Regions from separate parts of the Homo sapiens genome. Here region 1 is linked to region 2. A link is an interaction called in ENCODE POLR2A ChIA-PET data of the cell type or tissue named here. Cell type or tissue: OCI-LY7. All regions are shown on one strand. Links, peaks and the distances in the headings refer to the core of each region. The heading gives the core; the rest is flanking DNA.

Region 1 (11,323 bases), core at 1,077-9,076, 100 kb before region 2:
CCCTGGCAGCTTGGCTGAGCCTGGGGGATGGGCTCACTACGGACCCAGCCTTCTGTTGTTTCTTGCTGCCTGTGAGTAATAAATTTGCAGACAAATAGGTGACCGAGGCATGGTGGCCTTAAACAGCAGCCCAGGATGCGGGGGTAGCAGGTGGACCTGGCTTCCGGGCTTTGGCACAGCGATGACCCCCAGGCAGCGGGGGGGCTGTCTGGCATTGGTAATTAGTGAACCTGCTTCTCCACTGGGAGGAGTGGCCGCCCCGAGGTGAGGGCAGATCTGTGTTGAAAACTGGAATTCCGAAATGACAGTTAAATCTGAAAGGGAGACCAGGGGATGCCCAGACCTGGGAGGAAACTGCATTTCACCCCGTCAGGCCCTGTCCTTGGCCTCCGCAGCCCAGGACAAATGCTTCAGGGCAGCTTAACAGCATTAAAGCCCCCGGGCCCCACACAGGGAGAAAGAGGAAGACCACAGGCCGCCCCAGGAGCTTGTGGCCTGTGGGGCCCAGGTGGGAGCAGGAAGAAAGCTGCACCCCTCCCAGGTGGAAGAACCAGGTGAAACCAAGGGGAGAGGCCTCTCTCCTCACGGGCCCCAAACCATGTGGCCTCAGACACGTCCTGCCCTCTGTCCCCACATCCTCCTCTGTCTTGCGAGGCTGCCACAGGGCCATGGTTTAGAACAGCCGGTGACCACGGGGAGCCCCACCCCAGCCAGCCCCCTTGGCCCCACTGGGCTCCGACTTCCTTGGGAGGCTGAGGGTGACTCGATGGGAGGCAGGAGAGCACAGGGGGAATTCACTGCAGATTTAGGTGCAGGGCCTGGGGCCACCCAGAGAGTGACCACAGCCACAGCCTTGGGGCTGGGGGGCAAGGAGGGGGCATATAGGGCCCTGCCCAGGTCAGTGGGAGGCAGTGATGCAGAGGGCTGTCCCGGGGACTCTGGGCCATGGAGGATGCAGCAGGAAACCTCAGGGCATGGGGCCCACCCTGTGCCCCCTCCTTCTTTCCTCCTGCTCCTGCCTGTGCCCTTTGTTGGCCAAACCCAGGCAGGAGCTAGTGGACTCGGAGCCCGGACCCCGAGGGTCAGCCTGCTGGACACAGCCAGGGAGGCTGAGGGGCCTCCGAGCAGAGCCTGGGGTGGTGGCCTCTCCACCCACCAAGACCTGGCTTCCCGGGCTGTCCCAGTGCCCTCAGGTCCTGGTCCCACCAGCCTCAGTCCCACCATAGCCTAAGATGGGCCCAGTGCCGCCTGGGAGTCAGTGACCTGGGGAAACTCAGCTACTGTGAACCTTAAGAGGGGCTCCTGGGCGTGGCTTCTGTAGGCACAGGGGGTGTTTGGCAGAGTGGAGGGGACTCTTTGAGCAGTGAACGTTCCCCTGACCACCCGGGCCGAGAAGGTTGAGCTTGGCTCAAAGAGCATCACTTGGGGACAGTGACCCACACCTGTTGGTTTGTTCTTTCATTTATTCATTCATTCCCTCACGAATTGTGTGTCACTGAGGCTACCAAGAGGAATCAGGCACAGGTGACCTCATGGGGGACTGAACACAAGTGTGGCCAGTTCAGAGCAGGAATCAAAATCACACAGGCCCCACCCCACTCCCCTCTCACTCCTGTGCTCCCTGCGACAGGTTCCTTAATGTCTCTGTTTCTTCCTCCATAAAATGAGGGCAGCAGCCAGCTCACCTCCTGGGGTGCTGGGCTGAGTGAGTCCTGCCTGGAAGGTGCTCAGAGCAGGGCCTGGCCCAAGAGGCCCCTCAGCTCACAGCGGCCCTCACTGTGGAGCCGTGGCGCGGGTAATTGATTTTCTGGTTCTGCTGACGTGAGACTCTGCACCTGTGAGGTGGTGGCTGCCCAGTGCTGTTCAGGGAGCCTGGGCTCTGACTGGCTATTCCATGATTCAGCAACTTTGGATTCTCACCATATCCACATGTGAGTTATAGGAATTCCAAGATATGCATTTTGCAAGACAAAATGAGAGAAATAGTTCAAATCGAATATGCCCAGTTAGATTTAACACATACGCCATTTATTATCCGCTGTTCATTTCAGTCTGTGTTCTGCATCCTGAATATGTTTGCGTCTGTTCTGTATATATTTTGCAGAACCATTGGGCACTGTGTTTTGGGGTGATTTCTAAGGGCGATTTTGACCAAGCAGTTTGCCCTCTGTGCCGGCGTTAGGACAGAGTCCACATATGGTGTGTGGGTCTGCCCCATAAACAAGGGATCCGTTCCTATCTCAGGATGAACATAGAGGTGTGAAGTGAGAATTCTGGCAGTGCCCTCCCTCCCTCCCTCCAGGGTGGCAGGATCGCTGCCGCATCTCAGTCCCCACTGCGTTCTGTGCAGGCTTCTCTGTTCCTTTCTAAGAGTTGTGGCTGAATTCAGCCCTGCCATGCGATGGGATCACATCTGGCACCTGCACAGGCAGGGCCCTTGCTGTTGGCCCAGCGATCAGGGACGGTGGCCTGGCCCAGGGCAGGGGCAGGGACCTGGGAGAATGGCCCAGGGCAGCTTGGGTCTGGGGAAGAGCCAGGGGCCTGGTGGACAGCCAGGTAGGGCCGGATGGGGTTGGCAGTGACTCCTGGGCCATGGTTCTCCCTCCTGGTACCCTAGGGACGCCCCCCTTCCCCACTATGTGCTGAGTGTCGCAGAGGCTTTTGGCCTGCAGCCCCCCTTTTCCTACAGCCTCAGCTTTTCAAGAGAGAAGTGCTGGCTCCCTTGGCTCAGCACACAGTCCCCTGCGCGGCTGGCACAGAGCTGTGCCATCTCCAGTGTGGACAGACCTGCAGGTGGCCCCAGATCAGGCTCCTAAGCACTTGCTGGAGCCCGGAAGCAGAGCCCTCCTTCTATTATTTTCTTAGGACAGGCGCTCTCTGTGGGGCCAGTGCACCCTCCTGCAGGAAGCCCTCCAGGGTGAGATGGAGATGCTGAGACCACCTGGCCACACCCAGATTCCTCTCTAGGCCACTACCCCTCCACAGTCAATTAATGAGCACCTACCGTGTGTGAGGCAGGGCTGGGCAGTCTGAGCACAGGGTCCTGTGTCAGGGACAGAGTTGAACTGGACACCAACCAGTCCTGCAGTGCCGAGTGGGTGCAGGAGGGGCCGAGGCCTGGGGGACGTGGGTGGGGACACGCCCCCTGGGGAGGGGCTGGGCAGAGAGGGGCAGGGTGAGCAGGACCCGCCAGGACATAGAGGGAGCCTCGCTGGCAGAGGGCAGAGGGGTCAGGGCCCATGGGGAGGCCACGGTGTCCTGGGATTAATGAGGTTCAGCAGGGCTGGGGGAAGGTGGAGGGAGATGGATCCCAGGCTCAAGGGTCAGTCCCCTGAGGACTGAACTCTGACCTTTTCATCTCTTGCCCAGATTCCTTTCAAAGAGTCCTGGGGAGTCACACCCTACAAACCATAAAATCTCATGAAATGGGCTTTTCTATTAACCTGGTATAATGGGGCTCACCTTCCAGCCTGACTGTGGTACGGCTCAGGTGACAGACAGCAGACCCGTTCTCTTAACCCCAGCACCCCTTCTCCTGACTCCAAGACTTTAGACAAAGCTTGGCTCTCTCAGCCAGCTGTGAGCTAAAAAGATCCCGGAAACCCACCGGTGACTGGTAAGCCCCGGCCTCCCGTGGTCCCGCCTTTGCGGGCTGAGCCGACGTATCCCTTCCCTGCATGGATTCGTGATTGTGTCTGCAGGCCCTGTCTCTCTGCAATGCATGAAATCAGCCGTAACCAGCCCCTGGGGCACTCTCAGGAACTGCCCAGGCTGTGTTTCCTGGGCTGCGGGCACGCATACTGGCTCAGAATAACCTCTTTCAATATCTTGGTAGAATTTCGTTTTTCTATTGTCAGCCTGCCAAGCCCTGTCTGCCTCAGTGCTGAATGTGAGTGTGTGAGTGCATGTGAGTGTAAGTACATAAATGGGTGTGTGAGTGTGTGTGCGTTCTGTAAGATGTGAGTATGTGTGCATGAGTGTGTGCGTGTGCATGTGTGTGTGCGTGTGCATGAGCATGTGTGTTTTAGTATGTGAGTGTGTGTGTGTATCCTGCCGACTCAGCCACACCACCCCTGCTCTGCCCTGTAGAGATAGCCTGAGGCTCCTGGGCAGAAGATGGCCAGGTTCTGACAACAGGAGTGGGTAGGAACCCGACGTGGGAGGAGCCTGAGAGGAGGGCACTCCCCAGCCCCCAGCTCCCACCGCAGTGCCTCCATGTGGTCCCAACCCTGGTGGCGCCTCTGCCCTACTGTCTGTCCCCAGCCAAGATGGACCTTGCTGGGTGGGAGGTGGGTGTCTCCCTGGTCCAGCAGTTGAGGGGACTCCTGAGCCCTGCCCACTTTCCCTCCCCTTGCCCCAGCCTGGGGGAGGTTACCGCGCTTCCCTGAGCCCCCGGCTCATGAGGCCTCTCCTCCCTGCTCCTCCTCCCTGCGCCCTTCAGCCTGCATCCTCCTCCCTGCCTATCTTCCCTGCTCCTCTCTGACCCCTCCTCCCTGCATCCTCCAACCTTGGCCCTCTTCCTTGTCCCCTCTTTCCAGGCCCCCTACCAGTCCTCGCCCCGGCTCTGTGTTTCCCGCTCTCCTGTGGGGTGGCGGGGCCAGGCCTCCCTTCTGGCTGCATTCTGTGGTTCGGGCTGGGGCTAACGCACAGCCACAGAGGGGATTTTCGGGGAGCAAGTGACCATTCAGTGAACGTAGCAAAAGGTGACTCTGGCCCCCTGCAGAGAATGGCCCGGTGGCGGTGAGAGGCAGCAGGGCTGGGGGACTGCGGTTCTCCTGGGAAGAGGTGGCGGTGGTGGTGGCGGTGGCGGTGGCAGTGGGGACGGATAAACGTGGACGCAGCCATGAAAGTTAGAAAATAAACCCAGAGCCCTAGGAGGGGCGCTCCACGAGGCCCGTTGTACAGAAGGAGAAACCGACGCCAGAAAGGCACGTGGCTCCCTCGGCCACCGCCAGCCCTGGTGCCTGGAGAAGGGAAGTGGCCTCCGGTCCAGGGACCTCAAATACGCGGACCAGAAGTCTCCTCTCAAGGCCGCGTCTACCGATGGCCGCCCCGTTATCCTGGCTCTAGAAAATCTTCCTGACTGAGGCAACATTGAAATAACATGAGAAATGCGGTACGAAGTTGCTGGCACCGCTGGCCTGGCTTCAATGCCTTCATTATTCTCAGTTTGCACAGCGGGGTCCTCGTGCACAGAGTGTCACTGTCTTGGTACTCAGGGGAGCTCCCGGTGGGGAGACTGGGCAGGCTGGATGTGGGCGGCAGGGGAGCTATGGGGGACCCCATCCCTACAGGCTCCTCCCCACAGACCAAGTGCGCTGCCTTCCTCAGGTGCTGACACAGGTGCGCAGACACAGGACAGCTGGGGAAGGGGGATAGACAGAGCACAGCTGTCCCGGGCCCAGAGCCAGTGCAGGCCGCCCACCACCCGATGGAGTCAGGGTTTGGATTAGAGAAGGGGCCTTGCTCAGGTTCAGGCCTGAGCAGAACCAGGGGTTTCCAAAGCGCTGGGCTTGACTCCAACAGATTAAAGCTCATTACACCCACCTTGGGATCATTCCTGCCCTCTGCAGGTGTGCTGTGCTGAAGCAGTGGGGCCAGGTGTGAAACAGGAGGCATGGCCAGGTTGGAGGGGCGGGGTCAAACCACAGGGGCGGGGCCACGGTGGGGGTGTGGTCAGGGTGTGGTCAAGCTGTAGGGGAGGGGCGGGCTCGATCTGCGGGAACGAGAGGTGTGGTCAAGGTGTGGTCAAGTCATGGGGGGTGGGGCCAGGATGGAGGGGTGGGGTCAAGCCACAGGGGCTGGTCAGGGTGGAGAGGTGTGGTTACACCGTAAAGGCAGGGCCAGGGTAGAGGTGAGGGATCAGAGAAGGAAATGGCTAGAAAGAGGGGGTGGGGATAGGATGGACAGGGGTGGCCAAGCCATGGGTGTGGAGATAGGGGTGGGGCCAGGGTGAGGGGAGGAGCCAGACAGAAGGGTGGGGCCAGGGTGAAGGGCATGGTCTAACCATGGAGTGCTGTCAAGCACTGGGGGAAGCCAGGATGGAGGGGCAAGGTCAAACCACAGGGGTGGGGCCAAGGTGGAGACGTGTGGTCGGGGTGTGGTCAGGCCATAGGGGCGGGGCCACATTGGAGGGGGCTGGGTCAGGCGTGGGCGGGGCCAGGCTGGAGGGGCAGAGCCAGGCAGGGGGTGTGGTCACACTGTCCTGTAACGGGAGGGAGGACACACACATCCTGACACCCAGCCTTTGAGGTCTCCACGGGTCTCACAGCCCGTACCTCACTGCGTCCATCTCTTCCCCCACTTCATGACTGGCCCTCAAGAGTCAGGAGTGAATGAACCCCACTGCACAGTGTGTGACACATCACATCTCATCTCTCTGCGCGTGGATTCCCTCAGGCTTCAGGCTTTATGATGTATTTTCGTTCCTTCCCATTCCTCCTCCCATTCCCCTCCCTGCCGTTAGGAAATCACTGAGCCGTGTGTAATGACGATCTTTTTATTGGGACGTGTTCTTGGAGAGTGCCCGTTGCTGTTTCCGGGCATGAACGTCAATGGTCTCATGTGATTAATTTCATTCTGTGTATTTGTAAACTTTTACAAATAATCATGTTTTAAAGATGCTCTCATATCGCTCCGTGTGCACCAGCTCATGCTGTCTCATTGCTGCATGGTTCTCCGTGTGCGCCCACCCCATTTTCCTCTCTGTTCTCCCAGGGACACCCACCCAGGTCCTGTGCCCCTCCCGGCCCCCACAGACAGGCTCAGAGGTCATCTGTGGGCCTCAGAGGTCATCTGTGGGCCTGGGTCAGCACCTCCCTGGGTGTCTACTTGAGGTGGGACCGCTGGGTCCAGGGCCCTCCGTCCACCCCCACCTGCAGGACATCCCTGCGTCCCTGCCCAGGCTGGGAGCCGCCAGCTTCCTAATCACCGCCAGGAGTGACAGGAGACAGCCTGGGTGTGGCATCTTGGCCTGTTGGGATTTCCTCTCCTGGGTGTTGCCTGCTCACATCGCTCTGTCCATTCTTTGGGATTTCTCCTTGTTTCCTTGTTGATTTACAAAGTTACATTGTATATTTGACACACTGATCACGTTCCAGTTTTAAACTTTGCAAATCTCTTTTCCCATTTTGCCAGTCGTCTAATGATTTTGTTCATGGTCTTCTTCATTAAGCAGGCATCCTTTGTTTTGATGTGACAAAACTAATCATTTTTCTATGGTTTATGCTTTCCAAATGTGTTTAAAAAATTGTTCCCAGGCACAAGTTCCCAAAGACTCTATATGTTTTCGTATTTTCTCTCTTTTCATATTCAGGTTTTTAATCCATCTAGACTCCATCTTTGTTTGCAGTATTGGTTAGCGATTCAGTCTTACTTTCCTCCACACAGACAACCCGTTTTCCCAGTACCGGTTTTACACAGCCCATCTTCTATCAATGGTTTGTGGAGCCGGTTTCATCACAGTTTTAATAAATATCATGTGAACATGTTACTTAGCTTGGTTGGTATTCCTGAAATGTTCTATTTTCTGTGGACTGTGCTCCTTGGGTAAAATAAACCCAAACCACACAGTATAATGAAAATGTCATGATCATCAACAGCCAAATGCCTCCTGCTTTTCCTCCAGCTGCGGTGCTGGTTAAGAGCAGAGCTTTGGAGCCTATCAGGCCTGGTCCCCAGAAGCAGATCCTGGGATGAGGACTCAGGAACAGGTGGTGCATGAAGGGAGGGCCGGGAGGGAGCCGGGACAGGGATGGGGTCAGGGCAAGCAAAGCTGTGAGCACCAGGTCTCCTGACTGCAATGGCTTCCTTGTGGTCCTGCAGGGGCGCCCTGGAGCGTGAACCCAGCCTCAGCCACCCTGTTGGAGGCTCCCACACCCCTGTCACTGGTCAAGGCCTCGCTAGGTGGGGAGGATGAGAGCCAGCGAGCTGCTGAGTGTGGAACAACTCGCTCCCAGGGGCAGCAGCAGCACAGCCCCTGCCAGCTTCCTGGGATGTGAATAATTTCACTATGACTGACGTTCAGCCTGTGTCATACCTGGTTTATATAATTCCTGAAAACTGTAAACACCAAAATCATATCCCACAAGCTGGGAGGAGGCAGCTTCAGCATGGCTGGCCCCCAGGCCACTCCAGCTCACTGCAGTGGGGCCGGTTGGGCTCAGTGGCCTAAGGACAGTTGTCCAAAGAGGAGTGTCAGGAGCCAGCCCTGGAGAGAGAAGAACACAGAAGCCCAAGAGGGGGTCCTGGGAATGCTCAGGGCCAGAGGATCTGAGTGGAGTCCCCCTGGTGTCCAGGCCCCTGGGGTCGGGATTCCTCTCCTCCCCCCAGCTCAGGCAGGTCCTAGAAGGTTATCAGGGAGCTGTATCTGTCCCACAGCAGCCTGTGGGAGCCGACTCTCACATCTGAGGGTTTTTATGAGCCAGCTGTTAAATTGGTTCCATCAGCCTGCCATGGCCGTAAAATGCACCAGCCATGCCCATCCCCTCCTGGGGAGAGGAGTTCAAGCTCACAGAGACCCTCAGTGCCAAGATCAAACCCAGGTGATATGGTTTGTCTGTGTCCCCACCCAAATCTCAACTTAAACCGTATCTCGCAGAATTCCCACATGTTGTGAGAGGGACTCCGTGGAGGTAATTGAATCATGGGGGCCAGTCTTTCCTGTGCTATTCTCATGATAGTGAATAAGTCTCATGAGATCTGATGGGTTTATCAGGGGTTTCTGCTTTTGTTTCTTCCTGATTCTCTCTTGCCGCCACTGTGGAAGAAGTGGCTTTCGCCCTCCGCCATGATTGTGAGACCTCCCCAGTCATGTGGACTGAAAGTCAAATTAAACCTCCTTTTCTTCCCAGCCTCAGGTATGACTTTATTAGCAGTATGAAAACAGACTAATACACCAGGCCATTCTGCACTTTTGAGGGGTGACAGCATGCTGGCAGTCCTCACAGCCCTTGCTCGCTCTCCACGCCTCCTCTGCCTGGGCTCCCACTTTGGCAGCACTTGAGGAGTCCTTCAGCCCACCGCTGCACTGTGGGAGCCCCTTTCTGGGCTGGCCAAGGCCGGAGCCCACTCCCTCAGCTTGCAGGGAGGTGTGGGGGGAGAGGCGGGAGTGGGAACCGGTGCTGCGTGTGGCGCTTGCGGGCCAGCTGGAGTTCCGGGTGAGGGTGGACTTGGTGGGCCCCGCACTCGGAGCAGCCGGCCGGCCCTGCTGGCCCCGGGCAATGAGGGACTTAGCACCCGGGCCAGTGGCTGCGGAGGGTGTACTGGGTCCCCCAGCAGTGCCAGCCCACCAGCGCTGCGCTCGATTTCTCGCCGGGCCTTAGCTGCCTCCCCTCGGGGCAGGGCTCGGGACCTGCAGCCCGCCATGCCTGAGCCTCCCACCCCCTCCATGGGCTCCTGTGCGGCCCGAGCCTCCCCGACGAGCACCACCCCCTGCTCCACGGCGCCCAGTCCCATCGACCACCCAAGGGCTGAGGAGTGCGAGCGCATGGCGCGGGACTGGCAGGCAGCTCCACCTGCAGCCCCGGTGCGGGATCCACTGGGTGAAGCCAGCTGGGCTCCGGAGTCTGGTGGGGCATTGGAGAACCTTTATGTCTAGCTCAGGGATTGTAAATACACCAATTGGCACTCTGTATCTAGCTCAAGGTTTGTAAACACACCAATCAGCCCCCTGTGTCTAGCTCAGGGTTTGTGAGTGCACCAATCCACACTGTATCTAGCTGCTCTGGTGGGGCCTTGGAGAACCTTTATGTCTAGCTCAGGGATTGTAAATATGCCAGTCAGCACTCTGTATCTAGCTACTCTGGTGAGGACGTGGAGAACCTTTATGTCTAGCTCAGGGATTGTAAATATGCCAATCGGCACTCTGTATCTAGCTCAAGGTTTGTAAACACACCAATCAGCCCCCTGTGTCTAGCTCAGGGATTGTAAATACACCAATCGACACTGCATCTAGCTACTCTGGTGGGGGCCTTGGAGAATCTTTCTGTCAACACTCTGTATCTAGTTAATCTAGTGGGGATGTGGAGAACCTTTATGTCTAGCTCAGGGATTGTAAATGCACCAATCAGCGCCCTGTTAAAACAGGCCACTCGGCTCTACCAATCAGCAGGATGGTAGATAAGAGAATAAAAGCAGGGTGGGGCCAGATAAGGGAATAAAAGCAGGCTGCCCGAGCCAGCAGTGGCAACCCTCTCGGGTCCCCTTCCACACTGTGGAAGCTTTGTTTTTTCGCTCTTTGCAATAAATCTTGCTGCTGCTCACTCTGTGGGTCCACGCTGCTTTTATGAGCTGTAACACTCACCACGAAGGTCTGCAGCTTCACTCCTGAGCCAGCGAGACCACGAGCCCACTGGGAAGAATGAACAACTCCAGACGCACTGCCTTAAGAGCTGTAACACTCACCGCGAAGGTCTGCAGCTTCACTCCTGAGCCAGTGAGACCACGAACCCACCAGAAGGAAGAAACTCCGAACACATCCGAACATCAGAAGGGACAGACTCCAGACACGCCACCTTAAGAGCTGTAACACTCACTGTGAGGGTCCATGGCTTCATTCTTGAAGTCAGTGAGACCAAGAACCCACAAATTCTGGACACACTTTCAGCCAACAAGGCAAATCAACATTCTCAGGGCTAGGCTGTGAGGCCAGCCTGTGAGGGAAGCAGGTGTCCCTGCAGCTCTGGCCTCCACTGCTGGGGTGGGGTGGGGAGGGAGGCCTGTGCCCCAAGGAGTGGCCAAGGCAAAGGGGCCCCTCTTTCCCGAGCTGACATCAGGGTGTCAGGACAAGAGCAGAGAGAACTGAATGACCCAGCTCTGGCCTCCACCTGGTGGGACCCGGCCTCCCTGCAGACCCACCTGCAGCCGCTGTCCCTGCTGGAGGGACAGAGAACAGCCCGCCCTGCAGGCCACAGGGACCACCCAGACCCTGAGCTGTGAGGAGACCCTGGAAAGTGGGAGCGCTGGTTACAGAGACTTCTTCTGGAAGGAGAAACCCCCTCACAGGCACCAAGGGAGCAAAGTGCCCCTGGAAACACAGCTGATCCCTCCAGCAAATAAATTTCCAGGCAGATTTGAATTTCAGATAAACAGGAATGATTGTTACTCTAAGTATGCCCCCCCGTGGGTAGTGCTCCCAGCAGATGGGCCTGCTCCATCAGGAGGAGGCGGGGACTGTGGGCAGGGAGGACCCGTGTCTGCCCTGAGCCCCAGGACACAGATCACTCTGGAGGGGCGGGCCACACGGTCACAGGAAACACTGGGCTGAAAACACTCCCGATAATCTTTTGAAAGCTTATCCTGTGCACTAATTTCCCTAGAAGAT
Region 2 (11,323 bases), core at 1,864-9,863:
TAACTGTATTGCCATAAGTTAAGAATACTCAAAAATAGTTTCTAAATTCTGGAGAAATCAGGTAGAAAGAAACAAATATGCTCCAAATTTTGTTCATAGGAGTATACTAAATTGTTAAAAGCTGTCAATAGCTCAAAAGAAAAGTTTTCTTGACTCTGAAAAAACAAAACAAAGGATTAGCAATGGTTTAAGCTTCAAAAAATCACTTCAAAAAGTTTACTTCAGTCTTCCCTTAGTTCAGTCCATGCAGTAAATTCTTGTTCTGCTTGATATTCATAAACATTTCAGCTACCCATGAGTCCTGAAAGTTTTTTCTCTGTTCTGATTTCACAGTCTCCAAAGTTATCAGAAATCTGTATTCAAGAGCACCTGTTGGAGTTTTATACCTGATTATAAAAACACCTTCTAAAGAGGACCAAAACAAGACAACAGTTTTCCATGGATGACAACAGTTTTAGGGAAGCCATAGTCAAAGACACATTGACAAGGAAATTTGTTACCTCTGTGGCACAAAATAATTTAATATAACAATTATAATTATTACTGATAATGTACACTAAGTCATATCGGAATTGTAGGCGTTTCCCATAATTTTGGAACACATATTTATACAAATACAGCCCAAAGAAAACCAACACCATTTCATATTTGACAATGCTTCTTGTATAATTTTTATGACAAATAAAACAAATTATGTCATTTTTGGACTTTAGGGAACCTAACATCTTAAAGGATTAATTAAGTCAGAAAAAGGCATAATTTATAATTTGAGAGTTTGTCATATATCAAAGGCTTGATAGACACTTGATATCACAGGTCATTTTAAAATAAGTCGTTCATTACACCAAAGTGATAACTCAAGGATTTTTTTTTTAAAGGGCAAAAACCTTTATTCTTTCAAAGAGGAGACTTAATTTTCCAAGCAATAAGCCCTAATAAAAACAGTATGAAGCCAATTAAATTTGTTTTTCAAAATTTTATAAACAATCTATAAAATTTAAATATTGACCATAAGATATAACTTCTATAAGCTTTCTATAACCTTTATAACATTTATTAAGGAGTCGGTGAATGCTTCAAGAAAACCTTGTTAATCTGACACAGGGGCCTATATGCTGGTCTTGCATCAGTGTGCCTTTGACATTAATGATTAATTCATACAAAAACTGAACTTATTTTATCTCTCAAAATTGGCCCTGACAATCTCATATGCCCACCTCTTCCATGATAGTCCCTGGGCCTTTAGGAGTTGAATAGCTTTAATTTCTGGCCCTGTGTCTCAGGAATGCAGTTTATTTTGATTGGCATCTTCTACTGGCCCCGAAGATGAGGCTTTAATTGTTGTCAGTGTTTAAGATTTATCAGGACTTGGTGTCCTTTTTAGATGAGTCAAAGCCCTGTAACACAATGTCACAAGGACTTTAAAAGCTTATACAGAAAGATACAGGGATGTAATAACCTTAATTTAAAAAAAATTCTTTTAATCTGAGTTTTTTTCCTAAGCAGACCAAAACAATAATAATGGCATAGCAATTGTTTCAATAAACTGTAAAATCTGTTAGGCCAGTTACCAATGGCAAAAGAAAAGACCTTCTGCACTACACAGAATGGTATGTTGGAAGAAAACATTGCCTTTGGAACTTTAAGAAAACATTGTTACCATCAGGCCACAACAAACAGATCTCAAAGAAAAAAACATATGAGCTTAAAAATGAGTTGAAGGAGAGTATTACTATTTCTCACCCTTTAAAAGGGAAGAGAAAACCTAAAATGGCAAGATGCAATAAAAGTTGAACTTTGGGTTAAAAAAATTAAAATCTCTTATAATTAATTAAGAGTAAATCAATCCCTTAAGAAAATTTTATTGTTCTTATATGTGGTTTTTACATTAAGCCCAGTCTCTATAAAGACCATTATAATTTCCCTTTAATTAATAGACAACTTGATCTGAAAGTTTTTGGTCTTTTTTGACAAATCCTCTTACTGTGACTTACAAAGACCATTCATGACAGCTTGGACTTTCTGGTGTGTCCTGAATGTTCCTCTTTCTTAAACACCAGTCATTTTATTTGAGGACTAAATTTACCATACAAGATTCTTCTCATACAAAATTATTTCTCTTTAAGCTTTATTACCAAAAAAATCACCTTTCTTTTTATAACTTTTTTTTGCATTTTTCTCATTTCCTGGTTCCTTTTACCTTGTTTTATACATAACCTTTAAAGAAGCTTCGAATTATACAAAAATCATTCACCTTTTTAAAAAGAACGCACTTTTTTAGAAAAAACATTTTCCTACAAATATATTTTTATTGGAAAATACCCAAATAATGAAATGTATATTTAATTTGATATAACTTTAGATTCTAAATTATGATGAGTTTGTCTACAAGTATTTATCCCATTACATTTATCTAATTATTTTATTTTAATCATTTACCTAGATTATTTATGAAAACTGCAATAGTCATCATTTAAAGTTAAGGAACGGCCATTGTAAAATTATAACTGAGAGAGTGAAAAAATCTGAACTAACTGGCTTTATCTTGCTTCTAACCTCCAATCTGTCCTTGTTCATTCCTAGGCATAGGCCGAACTAACTTTGGGATGAACTTAGTTTATAGTTTAGCTTTGAAACAAAGACAATAGCAGTCCTTTCCCAAAATAAACCTTACTGTCTGTGGACTAGACTGCCTAAAGCCACAGATTACAAGTTATGGCAATCTTACTAAATTCTGGATGTAGCTATTTTCATTAAACCAATAGCAATGTCTTATTTATTAAAAAATTACATAAGCAGACATCACTCTGTTTTGGGCTGGGTTTATGGTTTTGAAATCCTTATGCCAAATTTTGACACCTTATAGTATTTGGCAGGGATAAGTATGAAATTGCTGAATTAGTAAATGCAAACAAAAATGTGTGCTGGCAATTCGTAACATATTTATAATATTATTATACTTTACCAATAATTTTAAAGCTAGCTTATTTAAGATTTTACTTAAGTTACATAAACTTGAAAAAGCATTTGACTCGTCTTTTCTTTTTTCCTGATAAAGTATTTGATTCAAGAGCTTTTATTTTCTTAAGCCAATTAACTAGAGCCCTTTTATATATTTTCAGCAGTGAAACATTTTGCACACAACACATAAATAGATATATGTATTAGGCATGCCCATAGAAGCACATCTTATAGGTTTATAAAAACATTTTTTCCTATCTTAGACTTTCAAATTATTGATAACCTGTTTCACTACTCTAGACAGTTGTCAGCTAAATAAGCCTTAAATGTGTATATTAAAGGAAACAACTCAGGTAAAAATCAAATAGCAAAATTTACCTCATAATGTGCAGGGAGAAAAAATAAAAGTGTGCTAGAGGGAAATCAAAATAGATTTAATTGCCAATTAAACATAAAATTATAGAAATTATAAAGACCTTTTAAATATATACACACACAAGGATCCTATAGCTTTTACTTCAAAACTTTAGCCATGAGATAAATAAAAATTCACCAGCTTGTAAAAAAATGCCTGTTGGATCCAAACAGTGGTTTTTATCTTAATAGAAAAATAGCATCAGATTTAAAGTAGGCAGAAAAGAAAATAGAGAAAAAGAAAACTTAGGAACTCTATTGTTTGCAGGTTGACCTTAGGGCTCTTTTTCCTTAATGTAAATGTGCACAAAGACCATATTACTTCCATTTTACATAAACTCTGGCAGTAGAGGTGCCATAAAATCTACAGAGTGTTCACAAAGGGGCTATTCTCCTTGTTTCTCCTCATTCTTATTTGTTTCCCTTTTTTTTTTTAAGGAGGAACTGAGCTGTAGCCTAGCTTTTTTGTGTGGTGGATCGATGTGTGCTACTTGTGGACAGGACACCACAGTGTGTCACCACTGAGTCATTTCTGCCCTCTTACATGTCTCAGTTTCTCTCTCTCCAGAGGTCTATGACCTCTGAGAGGGCTCAAAATGCTGGGTGATCAGCCCTTTTATGCATTTCCTGAATAAATCTTTTTATTAAATTAATTTTCACTGGAGATTTCCCTGTAGGGCCCCTGCATGTCGTGGGGAGTCAACACCCCAGACACCTCTATGAGGCCTCCAGTCACCCATTGGTGCCTTTCAGCTGGGAAGAGCAAAATGCCTCTTCTCCTTGGAGCTGAGAAAACTCAGTTTATTTACCTATGAAAACAACAGTTTAGTTCCTCATGCAAATGCACACAGACAAGCTGAATCTAGATTAATTTGGGGAGAAAAAGCAATAGAGAAGACCCTTAAGAATGCATCTCCAAACTAGAATTAGGATCCTTAAACAACTTCCTGGGAGAAGCAAACAAACAAACAAACAAAAAACAGCCAAGACCATTTCCTGTATTTGCTCAGCCACTCCTAACTTTGTAGCTCTCATCTGCCATTACACACGCCAAGGTCAAATCCTTTCACAGTACAAGGTCATCTCTGCTACCCCCAAAGCCAAAGAGGTCAGGTCATGCAATACAGGAAAACAGAGCTTTAGGCCTAAGAAAAATCTGCCCATGACTCTTGAAACTCCATAAAGAAAACAGAACACCCCAGAATGGGTGAGTGGCACCTTTGTTCTGAATTCTTTAAAGGGGTTCAAGTCCTTAGAAGCCTTCTCTAGATTTTTGGTATGCAAATGTCAAAGTGGGAGGAAGGAGCTATAGAGTAGAAGAAAAATAAAGAAAGAACATTTGTTTTTTTAAAGCAGGAAGCAAACACAGAAACCAAGCACACAGTTTTTTGGGTTTTTGAATTTTGTTTTTTCCTCTTTTTCAGCTGTGAGAAATTTTAGCCAAATTAGAGAGGCTTTGTTACCCGTAATTTGGAATTCTCACTTGCATTTGACCAAGTCAGGTAGAGTTGGTCAAATCTGATGACAGAAAGACCGGAACAAACAACAACAAAAACTAATAATACGATCACTGAGCACCTAATGGTAAAGATAAGTTAAGACTCTAATGATAAAGATAAGTTAAGACCAGCCGGTTGTTAAACTTAAGCCAAGACAAGACCCCAATTCAGCTACTTACTGAGGGATGGGTCTCAGGCTCAAGACTGCTCTCTACCATCCCAGAGGCAGGAAAAAACTCAAACTTGTCTTCCCTGCTGGGAGTGAGCTCAAACTCCATAAAGAAGTTACCTGCTTTCCATTGTCATGGAAACAGGAAATTTTGCCTCCCTTGTTGGAAGCAAGTAAAACTCCAATAAAAGTAGTTGTACAGCAAAACAAACTTTAGATCTTGACCAAATTTGGGGATATCAGGGATTCTTGTGTGTGTGTGTGTCGGGGTGGGGGTTACAATTATGGGAAAAGCCCCGCTGGACCTCCTGTTGCCAAGAGAAAGGTGCCTCTACCTTCAACTCGGTAGAACAGAGTGGGTGTCAGGAGGGCGGGATCTGAGGCCATGGCCAGGTGCCCCTCAGTGAGTGGATTCCCCAGACAGAGTCTTTACCTCCCACCCTGCCAGCTCCCCCTCACACATCTATTCCTATTATTTCAGTGAATGGCACCGTCCTCCTCCCATCGATCTGGGTGCAGAGCCCTAGAAACAAGGCCCAAGAGGGCCTGGAAGAAATGAGAAGAGGACTCCATGGTCATGGTCAGCCCCTTCCTGCACTTACTCCTCACCCACATCTCCAGCCCTGGGCTCTCCTGGGGTCCCCTCCTGGGTTTCCTGTGGTTCCCTCCTGGGTCTCCCGTGGTCGCTTCCTGGGTCTCCCATGGTTCCCTCCTGGATCTCCCATGGTTCCCTCCTGGGTCTCCCATGGTTCCCTCCTGGATCTCCCATGGTTCCCTCCTGGGTCTCCCATGGTCCCTTCCTGGGTCTCCCATGGTCCCCTCCTGCATCTCCCATGGTCCCCTCCTGCGGTGGGAGTGGCAGCTCCTGGATATTCTAACTCACCTCTCAGGTCTGCACACCCTCCCAGCCCCCTTGGTGTTTCTTTCTCATCTGAGCAAATCCCTTTGGCATCAGAGAGAGGCCTGTGGACAGCCCACAGGAAGGCATCTAGGACAGTGAAGCTCAAAGCACTTCCCTGGTGTTGGGGTGAAGGCTGATGTTTCCAGAGAAGACATGTTTCCACCACATTCTACATGGCTGCCTAGTTCTTCTCTATCCACACCAGCCTGGCTGTCAGGAAAGGCACATTTGCATGGAAGGGTCTCAGGGTGTGGAAGAAAGGCAGACTCAGGGTGGACTCAGACAGGAACAGAACCACACGCATTGCATGAAAAGCACCATCAGTGGACAGAAACCCTTAGTCAGACTTCACAGCATTAACAGCCCCAGCATAAAAGAAATTGCTCGGCATGTCTCCTCCCATCTCTGCACATCATGTGTCAGGTGGCCACTCAGATGGCTAATTGACTCCTTTGAGGAGCAGAGGCTGGGTCCAGGCAGGAACAGTGGTTCTGGTGTGATAATGTGACAATTAAACAAAGTGGCATCTGATTAAGTGACCACATCGATTCTCTTAACATGAAAGGAGAATAGCTTCTGGACTGGGTGGCATAAACCTCACTCTCTTTGGAGAGTGATGAATGATAGGGTCATTAAGGAACAGAGAAGAAAATGGACAGACAAATAAATGGAGAATTGGTAAAAACGGGGATGGGTGTGCAGTGGAAGACTGGATAATTGCAGGATAAATGGTGTAATTGGGTAAAATCCAGATGACTGGTTAAAACGGGTAATGGGTGTATAAATGGATGAGAGATTAGATGGCAGATATATGGGCAGATGGATGGATGGATAGATGGAAGAGAGAAGAATGGATAGTAACCTGGGAATATGTTCAGATAAGAGGATGGGCAGATGGATGGATGGATGGATGGATGGATGGATGGAAGAGAGAAGAATGGATAGTAACCTGGGTGTATGTTCAGATAAGTGGTTGGACAGATGGATGGATGGATGGATGGATGGATGGATGAAAGAAGAATGGTTAGTAACCTGGGTATATGATCAGATAACTGGATGAACGGATGGATGGATGGATGGAAGAGAGAAGAATGGATAGTAACCTGGATATATGTTCAGATAAGTGGATGGGCAGATGAATGGACAGATGGATGGATGGATGGATGCATGGAAGAGAGAAGACTGGATAGTAAACTGAGTATAAGTTCAGATAAGTGGATGGACAGACAGATGAACAGATGGATGGATGGTGGATGGATTAGTGAGAAGGTAGGTGGCCATACACACAAATGACAACTTTGAGAGCACATATTTGACTTAAATCTTAGGGTCATCACGTTCCCAGGAGATGCGTTACTCCTCACCTGCTATTCCCAGCAGCCCAAACTTCCTGTTTCCACCACTTCCCCTGATCAATTCGGATACTCAGGGAATGAGGGGGTCACAATCTGAGTCAGCAGGAGGTCAGCCAACCTGGCCAGCGGTATGGATGCCCCAGGCAGCCCACATGTGGGTGGTGACTTGAACCTACACAGGCAATGGGGGAGGAATTCGGGCAGTTACCTGGATAATTGGGATAAAAACAACTCCACTCAAGAACCTGGAGGACTCGGGCCTCATGGGCTCTGGCGGGACACGATCCTCGGGTCACTCCCCTCCCCGTCCCTGCGCAAGTCCTGACCCAGGGAGCCCCTCCCCTGCGGAGGGCAATGCTGAGCCAGCCCTGGGCACAGACAGGTCTGAGTGTCCCCGTCTTCTCCACCAGGGGAACCACAGCCCGTCTTTCCTCCAACAGAAACCAACCACATCCCCGGATGGCACTCAGACAAGCCACTTTCTATTGACTTCAATTTGCATTTTAAATAGACTAAGTGGCTCCGGAAAGAAAGCAGAAGTTCATTAGTGTTGTGAAATGCCATTTCCATCAACTCCTTGCATGGGAATCCTAATTACAGCTCCCTGGGGAGCAGTGGCAGGACCCAGGCCCACCGAGCCAGCAGCTGGAGCAGAAGTGAGCAGAGAGCAGCTTTGGCTTCCTGGGCCCTGGCTGGGAGAGCGGGGCTGCCTGGGTAAAGGAGCCCCCTCCTCCAACTCAGAGGCCCCTGGATCCTGACCCTGGCCGGCCAGCGGCCTGACCAGCAGCCGTGTCAGCAGCATTGCCCCGGGAGCAGGGGCTGTCAGTCCTGGTGTGCTCTGGAACCCAAGGAGCCTGAGACAATCTCGTGCCTGGAGACCGCCCCCCCCCCCCCAGAGATGCAGGTGGACGTGGGAGTCAGCACAGACCCCAGGGGTAACTATGCCTGGAGACCACCCCCAGAGATGCAGGTGGGCGTGGGAGTCAGCACAGACGCTAGGGGTAACTATGTGCGGCTGATTCGTGACCACTTTCCTGGGCACCTTCTGCCTCCCCCACAGAGGCCCACACCTCCCCCCACAGACAGAACCCATCCCCACCCGTGCACTGAGCGCCAGGGAGACAAAGCCCCATCCACCCGCAGTGCATTCATTCATGGAGGAATAAATGTGTGTTGGCTGGAGAGGGCTTTTATATTACTCACTAAAATTTTCAACGCATCTATCCACAAAGACAACACATCAGGAAGGGATCATGTTTTCAACAGATGAGGCTGTAGCCATTGCAGGTCCGCAAGCAAAACAGTGAGCTCCACCTACACCTCCCACCTCACGCAAAAACTACCTCAGCATGTATGGGGGACCTACGTGTAAAACGTAAAATTACAAACATTTTAGAAGCAACATTGGAGGAAGCTTTGTGACTTTGAGTTAGGCAATGACAAAAGCACAATTCTTAAAAAAAAAAAATCTATAAACTTGACTTCATCAAAATTAAACCCTTTTGCTCTGCAGAAGACAGAGTTTAGATAATGATCAGACCAGCCACCGGCTGGCAAGGAATATTTGCAATTCATATATCTGACCAAAGTCCTGTATCTGGAATATGTAAATAACTCTGAAAGCTCAACCGTAACAAAGCAAAGGATACAATATTTTTTAAATGAGGAAAAATGTACACAGACGTTTTCCCAAATAAAATATACAAGTGGCAAATAAGCCCATAAAACAATGGACAATGTCACGAATTATTAAGAAAATGCAAATTAGAGTCATCATGAGGTCACAGCACACACCTATTAGGATGCTAAAATTAACAAAAAAAGGAAAGCAAAGAAAGAAGGAAATGATAGCAGGTGCTGCTGAGGCTGCCGAGCAAGCTGCGCTCACAGTGGACGGTGCAGCCACTTCATTATGGAAACAGGGTGGCTGCTGCTCCAGCCAAACACTCCACACACTCAGCATGTGAGTCCGCAGCCCCACCCCAGGGACCCACTCACGTGGAGTGAAAGCCTACCTCCACACAAAAAAATGTAGGTTAAAGTTCCTAGTGGCTTTATTTGTAATTGCAGAAACCAGAAACAACGCAAACGCCCCCATCAGTGAGCGCAGAACGAGTCGCCATGCATAGGTGCAGTGGACGCCGCTCAGCAGGGAGACGGGCAGGGCAGGCCGTGGGTGCGCACAGCCGCCCGGGCGACTCTCCATGACCCGCGCTGAGGGCCGGGAGCCCACCCAGAAGGCTCCCACTGCATGAGCCCATTTATAGGACGCTCTGGATGTCAGAGAAGAGGCCTGCGGTTTCCAGGTGTTAGGGTGGAGGGGAGGGGTGAGTACAAGAGGAAGTGTGGAGGGATGTGTGGGTGATGGGGCTGTTCATCTGTCTGTCCATCCACTTATCTGAACATATACCCAGCTTACTATCCATTCTTCTTTCTTCCAGGCATCCATCGATCCATCCATCCATCCATCCATCCATCTGTCCATCTGTTCATCCACTTATCTGAACATATGCCAAGGGTACTATCCATTCTTCTCTCTTTCATCCATCCATCCATCTCCCCATTCATTTATCTGAACATATACCCAGGTTGCTATACAGCCTTCTTTAATCCATCCATCCATCCATCCATCCATCCATCCATCCATCTGTCCCTCCACTTATCTGAACATATACCCAGGTTACTATGCATCTTTCTCTCTCTTCCATCCATCCATCCATCCATCCATCCATCCATCCATCCATCCATCTGCCCATCTGCCCATCCATTTATCTGAACATATACGCAGCTTACTATCCATTCGTCTCCCTTCCATGAGTCTGTGCAGTGGTCCAAACCCGCAGAACTGCACACCAACAAGGGTGTGAAAATTAGAAGACAAACTTTAAAATGCACTTCCTCTTCCACCAAGCAGCCCTCCAGGAATGATTCCCATGAATGCACCCACATGAGCATCTTAGCAAAGGATGGGGAGCCTGTGAGGGACCCGCTGCAGGCGTGGGTTAAATGAGCCTGGAGCTTCCAGGCCTGGAATCCTCCATCCAGTGGGTAAAGAATGTGGCAGATCACTGTTGACTGATGGGGACTTTTCCCATGAGCGCCGTGTGAAAGGGATGTGGAGCCGCACACAAACCACCCTGTCATTTGCATGAGAAGAAGAGACATAGCCATGTGTTTCCTTGTTGGTGACACAGTATTTGCTGGAGGGATGAACAGAAATGATAACACCAGCTGCATCTGGGGAGGGAACTGGAGGCCGAGGGACACTGTGGAGACCTGCTTGTCAATGAGTGTCCTTTGAACTGTTGGAGGACACTTTGTCTATTCAAAAGGAAATGTATTTTATAGTTGTTGCTCCAGCCTGTAGATCTGCAGCTAAGGAGAATTGCCATCCTCCTGCCAACCTTATAGGAAGAAGCCTCAGCCCAGGCAACCATGGAGCCATCCCAGTTCCACACATGCAGGTTAAGATTATTCCGCTCTAAAGGTCAGCACAGGGCCGACCTGGAGGAACAGGAAATACGTAGGTTCCCAGCATGGGTCAGTGATCCCCTGACCAGGCCAGCAGCATCCATCCATCCATCCACCCACCTACCTATCCACCATTCACCCATCCTTCCATTCACCCATTAATCCATGCATCCATCCATCCACCCACCCATCCATCCATCCATCCATCCAACCTTCCACATATCCACTCATTCATTCATCCATCCATACACCCACCCACCACCCACCCCCCATCCACCATTCATCCATCCTTCCACTCATCCATTCATCCATCCTTCCATCCATCCACCCATTTGTCCATGCTTTCATCCACCCACACATTCATCCATCCAGCCAGCCAGCCACCCATCCACCCACCTACCCACCATTCATCCCCCCATTCATCTATCCATCCATCCCATCCCCCCAGCCACCCATACTTCCACCCATCCACCCACATATCCACCATTCACCCATCCACCCATCCATACATCCTTCTACCCCTCCACCCATCTATCCATCCTTCAGTCCATCC

Evidence for each region. ChIA-PET counts read pairs that join two places held together with the same protein. Peaks named below come from ENCODE experiments on the same cell type or tissue, not always from the same donor. Only the 100,000 strongest peaks of a DNase experiment are listed, where the experiment ranks them.
Region 1: POLR2A ChIA-PET joins it to region 2 with 5 read pairs; 2 of 35 experiments call an interaction of 5 or more read pairs at or near these places.

What each region holds. Positions count from the first base shown.
Region 1 is chr12:131,218,714-131,230,036 of GRCh38, forward strand. LOC105370082 (a long non-coding RNA gene) reads right to left here. Exons shown (of 4, transcript XR_945559.3): 4 at 6,486-11,323. Among named protein-coding and RNA genes, the nearest start is that of LINC01257, 59 kb to the left of the region's middle. RefSeq lists enhancers at 52-101, 3,466-3,545, 3,766-3,865, 11,311-11,323 and a silencer at 4,060-4,231. In OCI-LY7, for the core only: a CTCF peak has its summit at 7,853; a DNase peak (open chromatin) is centred at 6,047.
Region 2 is chr12:131,320,192-131,331,514 of GRCh38, forward strand. No RefSeq gene overlaps it. Among named protein-coding and RNA genes, the nearest start is that of LINC02370, 22 kb to the right of the region's middle. RefSeq lists a silencer at 3,855-3,904. In OCI-LY7, for the core only: no CTCF peak of the experiment used is centred there; no DNase peak of the experiment used is centred there.